Linked DNA regions of Homo sapiens: regions 1, 2 and 4 are each linked to region 3. The links are chromatin loops, found by intact Hi-C in ENCODE. Cell type or tissue: chondrocyte. All regions are shown on one strand.

The links. Peaks named below come from ENCODE experiments on the same cell type or tissue, not always from the same donor. Only the 100,000 strongest peaks of a DNase experiment are listed, where the experiment ranks them.
Region 1: a loop joins it to region 3, with 3 times the contacts of the local background. A loop is called at or near these places in 9 of 110 quality-filtered maps.
Region 2: it touches region 3 in a loop (3.0-fold over the local background); 47 of 110 quality-filtered maps call a loop at or near these places.
Region 4: it touches region 3 in a loop (3-fold over the local background); 7 of 110 quality-filtered maps call a loop at or near these places.

The regions. Positions count from the first base shown.
Region 1 is chr3:70,986,367-70,988,866 of GRCh38, forward strand. It overlaps FOXP1 (forkhead box P1), which reads right to left. Exons shown (of 21, transcript NM_001349338.3): 14 at 1,628-1,711. Among named protein-coding and RNA genes, the nearest start is that of FOXP1-AS1, 300 kb to the right of the region's middle. In chondrocyte, no CTCF peak of the experiment used is centred here; no DNase peak of the experiment used is centred here.
Region 2 is chr3:70,715,756-70,718,255 of GRCh38, forward strand. No RefSeq gene overlaps it. Among named protein-coding and RNA genes, the nearest start is that of MDFIC2, 400 kb to the left of the region's middle. In chondrocyte, CTCF peaks have their summits at 1,339 (motif pointing right) and 1,539; no DNase peak of the experiment used is centred here.
Region 3 is chr3:71,580,247-71,582,746 of GRCh38, forward strand. FOXP1 (forkhead box P1) reads right to left here. Exons shown (of 21, transcript NM_001349338.3): 2 at 1,303-1,451. Among named protein-coding and RNA genes, the nearest start is that of FOXP1, 2.2 kb to the right of the region's middle. In chondrocyte, a CTCF peak has its summit at 1,264; DNase peaks (open chromatin) are centred at 1,405, 1,535, 2,115 and 2,325.
Region 4 is chr3:71,102,161-71,104,660 of GRCh38, forward strand. The region is part of intron 7 of FOXP1 (forkhead box P1); the gene reads right to left. Among named protein-coding and RNA genes, the nearest start is that of FOXP1-AS1, 190 kb to the right of the region's middle. RefSeq lists an enhancer at 2,245-2,500. In chondrocyte, no CTCF peak of the experiment used is centred here; a DNase peak (open chromatin) is centred at 1,347.

The DNA of each region.
Region 1 (2,500 bases), 590 kb before region 3:
AGGCCTACAGTGCTGGGTCCAACCATTATCCTATCACTGTTTTTAATCCGTGGAGGAAGACAGAGATAATCTCATTCTCTCGCTTGCTGCTAGGTGCAAAGATTTGAACCCTTCAATCTGGGAAAACCATTTCACTAAAGCCATCTGAAGACTTTCAAAAAGTTCCAAGGCAGTGAATGCCCTGTGCAATTGGCTATGCTTCTTCGAGATGACTTCAGCCAAGTTGTCTCAGAGGCTCACCATTTTGCTTAGCTGGGTTCTAGAAGGAGGGGTTGCTAGAAATAGCACAGCTGACTACTGATGCCACAACAGTGAATGACCTGGTTCTTTTTTTTCCTTTCTTTTTGGTAGCCTACACATCTAGTCCTATAGCCATTTACTGTAAAATAATACACGGAAACTAAGGACTCCTTCCTGGTAAAAATGGATGCACGAAGTGTTTAATAATTTTATGTCCTTTATCTCAGTAATGTGTTCTGTTTCAGACATTAATTTTGCCTGCCAACTGCATCTTGGCAGGCTACCATATTTGCTGGGTTAATAGTCTGACTCCGTTTTATTTCTATCACCATAAATCATACATATATGGGTGTATGTTTGCTTTATTTATAGAAAAAAATCAGTCAAAACAGATAAACCAATACTTTGCCATTACGCTGCATCATTGCATATTGATTAAAATCGCTGGTACTAACTATAGATTGTCAACGCTCAATTAATTTTCACACAGTGACTCCAAGCAAAATCAAATAAAGGCAGTGTACCTTTAAATTTTACAAATCTTAAAATCAAGAAGCAAAGCACTGTCTCCATTTTGAATAATCAGTTAAAGCTACTAGGAGAATTTTAGAAACGTAAGAGGAATATGACCGTTAAAGAGATCGATTTATTACAAGGAAGGAGGTCCAAGACAAACTTTTAGGTTCAGACACGATCCTTCTGCTTCGGTATTAACAGCCTGTGCTGGGATGACACCCTTCAAGGTCCAGTAAAAGGGAATAAGGCAAGAAAGAGGAGATTCTTACAAATTAAATGTAATTTCAGTATACTGTGTTTGGTCTCCTAACTGTGAAGGAATAATTTTCATTTCAAACTCCTTAGTAACCATTAGAGCCTCTCCATAATTTAGCCTCTGACTATTCCAACACTAGGTTTCCTATGTCTTTCCTCTGTTAAGAGTTAGACTGGACTACTACTCCCTGCTCTTTTTCCTACACACCACTGTCTCTCAGCTTACCCGAGCTGAAATGCCTCTTTGCTTTGCTGTCATGGTTTAGCTGTCTTCTCTGCGTTCCTACCATTCAGAAAGATTTTCTTTTTCCAGGGAGCTCTCATAATGTATTTCAGTACCTTGCTTGGGCACCAATCATTCTGCCTTTAAAGAAGAGCTGGGTGCTTGAGTCTTATGGGCAAGGACCATATCTGAATCATCCTGTATCTCCCCAAATGCCTAGCATATGACCTTCATCATAAAGGATAACCAGAAACAGTCGCATGAATCTAAGGCCCTCAAAACTCAAAGCTCCACCAAAGTAGGCTGGTCCTCCTTCCTCCATTTGGGGTGGGGAAGTAGAAAAGGAATACTGTGAGTTTTGTTTTTTTCCCCTTGGTGGGGATCAATACTTACGGGCTGAGGGGCGGCTTTGGGTTCTGTAGACTTCACATGCAGGTGGGTCATCATGGCTTGCAGGCGTTCTTTGTCTTTTGCAAGCTGGCAAGAAGAAAATGCTTTGTTATTTCTCTGAATAAAGATGCATGGCTCTTAACACCAAAAATGATACATATTACAAATTACGCTATGGCACCACAGCACATGATAAAATCATTTTCATTGCTTGTTTTTGAAATCTACATGACCATTGCCAAACTCGAAGTAACCGGAGGTGTTGGTGTGAGATTTCTCAACACAAGATGCATTAGACTTTAACTGGGAAGTTCTAGACCTGCTGGCACCACGCAGTCCCATGGAACACAGACAGCTAAAAGACAAATGTGAATCATGCCTATTAACCAACCTTATTCATGAGAAAAGCCAAGGGAAAGTGAGCTAGGTAGCTAAAACCCATAAATTCATCTGTTGTGGTTGTGGAAAAACTCCTAGACAGATGGATACATTTATGCAAAATTAGCTTCATCTTTCTTAACAGGTAGGCATAGATTAAGACAGTGCTGGCAAATGATATTAGCAGGCCAGGAGCAGGCTCCAAGGGATGACAGGTTCCCATTTTCAAACGAGTGTAGAACAAGCTTGCTCATTCAATTTACTCAAGATTTGAGTACCTGCTATGTGCTAGTCTCATCTTAATAATTTAAGTCTCCTTATTCTATAAAAAAAGATCTTCTGAAGTCACACAAGTTTCTAATTGGATATACATAGTAGGCACTCAAATACTACTGATTGGAAGCTACATCCTTTATGCTTCGCTTGGACTGCTTTAACTCGATATTTTCAATAGTTCAAGACAGTTGGGCATAGGGGACACATAACGATTACTTCTGT
Region 2 (2,500 bases), 860 kb before region 3:
GCCTCCAGGTGATCCTAAGATTGCTAAACTTCAAGACCCACTGGCCTAGAGCCTGGTTAATCAAACTATACTGGGAGGATCCTCAGCCTCAGTATCAGCCAGGAGGGCAACAGAAATGCAAAATCTGAGGTCCCAGCCCTATGGAATCAGAATCTGCATTTTTAACGTCCCCAGGTGATTAGTTTGATCACTAAAGTTTGAGAACCATTGTACTATGAACAAGGATTTGACATCACATTTCCTGGGTTTGAAACTCAACTTCACATCTCATCAGGCTTGTGAACTTAGGCAAGTTATTTGATCTCTCTCATCCTCAGTTACCTCTCCTGCAACCTGAGCAGGATAATAATACCTCTGATAATCTTCAAAGGATTGTTCTGAAGATGAAATGAGTTAAGGTATCTGCAGTGCTTAGCGTGATGCCTGGCACATAGCAAATGCTCAATTAGTAGTGGCTACAGTTAATTTCTGATCATCTTTTTAAAAGAACCCACTTATCTAACGTTGAGAAGATATCTACAAATAAGGGCAAACAAGATTGTTAAGATATATAAATAAGATCAGTTAAATTATCAAGATGTATAAATTAGATCAAATCAGTGAGCCTGAAATATTGCTGTACAGTAACTTGAGTTCTGAAAATCTCAGAATAAATATTTTAGCATTTAGGGTCTAACACACAATAATTAGATAATAACTGCCAAAAAAGTCTTGGAGAATGACAAGCTCATTATGAACAGAATTTTCTCAGTAAATCAAGAGGCTTAGGAGGCCTTGCCAGGCTGAATGAAGGTGAAGAGCAGTCAAGAACATAGAATAATTTTGGTCTCAAACTTCCTTGTTTAAATAGGAAAATAAGTTAAACCAAGTAAAGTTCTAGGGTTTTTTTACCCTCAGTTTACCCCAACAGGTGTGTGAGAAAGAATTGTTTCTCATTTTGGTAATCTGTCCCTTTTGTGTTAAGTATGCGACTTTTACAGAGACAAAAACAATCAAGGGATTAAACAGAAGATCCATTATTCTATTAATATGTTTTCTCACTGACTCTAATGGTTAGAAAATTCTTTTTCATATATTTTTTAAAATCTGACCTGATATCTTAAGGGCATTTATATCTTAGTTGTGAAATGGTTCTGCACTTTTCCCAAATATCTTCTGCTTTTTGCGCTATTTGCAAGAAATGGAATTAGAATGACTTCATGTTTAACAGGAACATAAAGTTCAATGAATGAAACATCCTGTCCCTCGCTGCAGCTGCGGAAGCACACAGCTATGGCAGAGTACCTCCAGGAACAAAATTTATGAATTAACTGCTGCTGAAAAGCCAACAGAGGGAGCACAAACCATTGTTTTTTGTGACACGTTAAAAAAATACACAGCTATTAAAAATAAACTTTCCTGGTGGCATAGCATAAGATTTTACAAAATTATATTCATGTATCTAGATTTTGAAGACATTCATCAGGTAATAACTACTAAAATGGGTCATATTTTCTTATTTAAAATTCTGCCAGAAACAGAGGAATGATTTAGGAAACATTTTTATTATGGGAGAAGAGAGCTGGCCTGATGGCTTTTCTGGGCTTATCTCCTTATATTTATGAAGCTCTAGCAAAGTCTCTTAAAATTCTTCTTACTCGTTCCGTTGCCTTTTCATGATCATTCCCTCCTTTCTATCGGTAATGAACTGCAGCATATTCCACATGTGGAGGGGCTGGCGAGGGCAATTGTACAAGCTCATTCCTTACAAGTTTAGGTCTTAAATCTGAAATTTCTCCTTCTCAATCAAAGGAATCTTACTTTTCTCATACATACAGATTTCTGATCTATGAAAAATACAGAGCCCCCCTCAATGTTTTTGCCTATGGACTTTCAATATTATTTGGCTTCTCAAGAGAAAATTCCTAACTCTTGTATTTAAAGCAGAGTTTTCATAACGCTGCGGGTTTACCAGTCCTCTTTGATTTTTCAGTGAAAACTTTAATTTTGGAACATACACAAAAGTCTATACACCAACTATCAACACATTAACAATTTTTAGATTTATGGTTATCCAAAATATGGACAATTTTCTCCACACTGCCTTTCTTGCAGTGATTCTACAAAGTTATCTATCAATAATGACTTTTCCCCTAGTGACATGTGTTCATTTTGCTTGGTGAAAGCCTTAAGGGTAGAATACTTTTAAGATCAAATACTAGAAATGATATTTGTTGATTAAATACTTATATATGAATAGTTAGTTCTCCATGTCTCTGATAGTTTATGGGGAGTCCAGAATTTTGCTACCACACACACACACACACACACACACACACAAATGTTTAACACTCTGGCTTTACTACTTTGTCACAACTGTGATAGAATGGAGATTACTGGCCATTCAAATATTATTTAAACCCAACTGCCAGTTGCTGTAGTCATACAAAAGGCCCTCTACGTAACCAGCTGTGTCTTATAAAGCTGGTTGTTCTCTTTCCCCTACCACCAGTTTTCTTTA
Region 3 (2,500 bases):
GGGGGATGCAGCCAGTGGCAAGATGTTAAACCTTTTTTTTTCCCTTTGCAGTGAGATTTTAGCTGACACCTTTTGAATGGTAACTAGTTGAGTTCCTTTTTTATATTTTTCTTGCTCTTTAATTGTGAGACGTTTCAAATAGAAAGACAGAGGGGGGAAAAAAACAGTCCAAATTTCTGAAACTGTGAGCTGAGTTTTCTTTTCCTGGACCCAAAGGGATGGGTATTTCCACTTTGAGAATCAAAACTCCAGTGGAATTCTAAAAAAGATTTGATACATTTCTCTCTGGAACAGAAAAATAGCAGGAACTCCTCTTTCTCAATTATGTAGGCTATCCCTGGGTAGAAAACACCTGAAGTCTTACTATTTCTTTAAAAATTCTAGTTTACACATCTCCCTCCAAATTGATTCTTGCTGTGGAAAACGGGGGTGGGGGAAAGGGGATGGAATGGAAAAATTTTGCAGCGATTCTTCAATATATTTTCAGTAGCAGAAAAATTCCTTTAAATATCCTTGAGGTCTTCTCAACTCAGCTATTGTCCAAGCCCTAAACCCTTAAGTCTACGTACAACCAATGGTGAAGTGTAGACGGTTTGAATGTACAGATGCCTTTCAAAGGGAATCCAGAATGCTCCTCCGGCATTCCTGTTTAAAGAGCAGTGACAAAAAAGAAAATGCTAACTTGGAAAATACCTGTGAGCAGACATGAGCGCAATTCCAGCCCCTCAGAAGTGGACTGCATAAGGTCAAATGCAACCAAATGAAATGTTTATATTAATTTCATTATTCTGCCCAAGCCTCACAGATGAGGGCTTGTGGGGTGGGGAGGTAGGGAAGAGGAAGAAATAAGTTTCATTTTGGGTCTTCTGGTAGAGCAAAAAGAAAATGAATTAAGACGAAAGCATAGGATGAGCCCAGACTAAATCAATACACTTTGTAATCAGCCCAGCAAGGGTATTTGGATACAATGACTTGGAAATAATTAATAGTTATAAGAGGGGAGTGGGGTGAGAAGGGGGGCGAGGATGTCACCATATTTTATCGGAGCACTTTACACTCCACGCTAAACTTTGATCTCCAGATTTTCAGATTTAGGAAAGAAAGAGGGGAAAAGGGTGGAGGGGAGGAAGTCCAGTATTTCGAAGCACCTACCGGCCTGAGGATGGGCACATTCCTCGCTCCCGGTGCCTTATCGCTAGGCTCGCGCCACCCCGGCTGGCTCTTTGGGGACGGAGAACCCCTAGTGCCGCCTGGGGCTCTCCGGTGTCCCTGGACCCCGCGCCCGCGGCCGCCTCGACTTACCCGCGGAGTCCGGGGAGGGAGTAGGAGCGCCGCCTTCACGCCCGCGGAGGAGGCGCCGGCAGCACCATGGTCCCCGGCGCCGCTGCCGCTGCCCCCGGCCCGCTCGCTCGCTCGCCGCGCGCTCTCTTCCTCTTACAAACTTTCGGGTTCTGCAGTCGACAAGAAACCGGGGCGACCCTCAGCAAGTCTTCCCCGTGCAGGCTGGGGGGAACTGAAGGGGACGGGACGGGTGAGTAGGCCGAGGGGCCAGGACAGAGAGGGCAGCGGGCTCCGAGGACCCGCGAGTGCGCGTGGAGGGAAGAGAGGATGCGGCTCAGGGAATCCCTGCAAGGATCCAGAGACCGGGAAATCGGCCCGAGCCAAAGTCTCAGCACCTTCCCCAGGATCTCACAAAGTTGCAACAACAAAAAGGAGGGGGGAGGAATAGGGAGAAGGGGGTGGGATGGGGATACGATCACGGGCGCAAGGTTTGGAGTTACAACTGTTTATTTAGTCCTTATTCTCACAGGGGGCGGGAGCTGCGCGGGAATGGGGGGCTGCAGGCAGCGATTTCGAAGCAAACACATGGGAGGGGGGCATGCGACTTTGTTTCCGGGAGCGGAGCTCCCCAGAGCCCGTGTGTGTCACTGCCAGTCTCCCGGGACCAAGGCGGAGCTCACAACAGGTGGGGAGGGGGGCTCGTCGAGGGCCAAAAAGAAGAAGGAATCTAAGTTTCCGAGCGCGACGTTGTCTGAAAAGGAGGGAGGCGGGAGGCGGGGGCGAGGGAAGGCGGAGGCAGCAAATGACCGCGACCCCGCGGCAACTGGCAAACTCCTCGGCTCCCGGCGCCGCCGCCACCGCCGTGGTCCCCACTCGAAGCGCACGCCGCCTCGGCTCGCTGGCTCCAGGGAGTCGTCTCGGCGGGACAGGAATAGAGCGCAGGGAGCTCGGGAGGAAGGCTGCGCGCAAGCGAGGGACGGAGAGCCATCGGCCGCCAGGACAGGGCCGGAGGGACGAGGCGACACGCGCGCGACGCAGGACAAATCGGAGCTTGGGAAATCTCCCCGTCCCCCAAGCTTCAGAGGGGGGTAAAATCAGAAAATGTGTGTGATGGTGGGAGAGAGATCCGGGCGCGGCGACTCCTCGCAGCGCATCCGGCTCCCGCACCCACCCGTGGATCTGGCCACGGCTGTTGCGGACTCGTCTCGGGAAAGCGGAG
Region 4 (2,500 bases), 480 kb before region 3:
AGAGCGACTAAATATGACAACCATCTGATGTATGAAAATTATTCACAACCAAAAACAGACAGTCTGGAAATAGCCGGGATGACTTCATTTAGACAGAATTACCCAAATCTGTTTCTAATATACACAGTACACATAATAAATTTTTACAATATGACAAGGAAAACAAACTTAATAAAAGTTCCCGATCTTTTGTTACACAAGCATGCTATATCCATGCTATGTTTATAATAGTTTGCTCATGATATCACAGCTCAGTAACAAAGGCCCAAGCAATACAAAAACAGTTACTAGGCATGACATCAGCTCACAACTACCGTAATTACATCGGTACACAAATTTCCCAAACTGTACATTTTCCAAACTGCTTCTCAATTTCAACGGCTGCCTTTAGACAATTACTTGCAGAGCTGTCTGCAGGCTTTGAGTAATACCCGTCTTTCTTCTCTTTCCCAAGCGTCATTTCCCTTTAGAAAGTGCATATTTCAATTATAAGCACTATTTTTCAAATATGCCCATCAACATATGTCCAAATTAGGAGACGGTGTGGTCTGGTGGTTAGCGAGGAGCATTAAGCATCAGCAACTCTGATTCCATTCCTTTTGCTTTCCCTGTTTGCGGGGCCCAGGTGGTAGCTCAGGGAGAGGCAGTAGAGTGTAATGGATGAAAGCATAGACTCTTGAGCCAGATTGTGTGGGCTAGAATCCCAGCTCTGCCACTTATCAGCTGTATGGCCTTGGACAAGTTAACTTCTCTATGCTCCACTTTCCTCCCCTGTAAAATGGGAATAATAATAGAACTTACCCCATATGGTTGTTGTACAGTAGTTGGCTCCTAGAAAGTACTATATAGTATTTACTATTTAATATGATAACTATTATCTTTCTGGGACTCAGTTTCCTGTTTGAAAACCTGGCTTAAATTAACCTGACTTAGGGTAAACTGTTTAATTTTTCTAATGTCAGGGTAGGGGGTTGCAGCCTGGTCACATTATCTCAAGATAGTGAAGTTCAATGAGTAAAGTTTGAATGAATGAATGCATGCATGTATGAATGAATGAATGAAAATATAGGTCCTGAAAATAACCCATAGTTACAGAAGTGAAAAATACTATATTGTGGAACTTGAGCTTCATCCTATTTTCTCTAATTGCTTATTTTCATGTTCCTGCAATGAATGTTGATAAACATCTCTGACCCAATAGAAATAATAAGTGTAGGGAAAACAGATATTGCCTTGTGATTTTAGAAGTGTATTTCTCTAAGCACCAAACTTTTCGAGCTCATCCTATATGCACAACCTCTGTCTCACCGTGTTGTGTGGTCAGCTGGCTTTCCTGACCGGGCAGGGTGCCAGGGGAGTGCGACTACCTCCATTGTCACTTCTGGTCCATGGTATTGCACCAAATGCTGTTATTCTAGGCTCCAGGAAATTTTCTAACCACTGGACAGGGTCCAATGCTGTGTGCTAATGAGTTTCAGATTGGAGGACCTCACTGTGCATGTGTCAGAAAAGTGCCACGGTTTATAGCAAGGTGGGGGGAGGGAAGAAAAGACACACCAAAAGAAAAAACAGTAGTTAAAAAATGCTGGCTACTCAAATTGACAGGGAACGTGACCTCTGCACTTCAGCAGAAATTCTTGCAGACTTACAAAATAAAGGAGTTTGCTTTTATCGCACACTGTGAGACTCATATGGAAAAATGGAAAACACTACATCACTTGACCTCAGCGTGCCCCCTTTCAACCACAGACGAATATTGTGTACAAAAATTCTAAATCAACTTAAGATGTTCCCCCCCCAAAAAAAGAGAGAGGCTTTAATTTTCTACATTAGACTTGATGATCACTATTTTGGTTCTGAGATTTTGCTCAGAAGATTCACACAGGAAAAAGACTCAAAATTCCAGGAAGAGTATTTTACCACTTTGGGGATAATGATGTAGTGGTCTCTATTGGCGGGGCGCATCATCGTCTATACTCCCATTGCACTGGAGAATACTGAGCAAGCCTGACTCGCCCAGGCCTGAAAGTCACTCAAGACTAAAATCATGATTATTTGCTTACATTAACAGAACACTAAAACCAATTTTAAACAACTTAAGGAAACTCGAGCCATCTTTGCTGGGTGATTCACTGCCATGGGAAACCAAGAAGCTCTTTTCTCCCTTCAAGGCAACCAATAGGCTTGATAGCAAGACCTCATTGTGGGATCACAGCCTATCCAAGAAGAAGCCGCCCTTCTGCTGCTGTTGCTGCTGCTTTTATTTTTTTCGTTAAGAAGAATCACTTCTTAGGAGTGTCTAACAGAACTTTTGAGTAATGAGATTACATTTCAGTTTTTTTTCTTTTGCCACACTTAGTCCTGGGGACTTTAAAAATCCAATTCTTTCACATCCTCTAACTGTCATCAACATTTTTTCAGATGGTGTCAATAAAATTGATTGCTTGCAGTTCTGAATTCTGTTCTGCATATGGAAACAATATAATTTATTTTAAAGAAT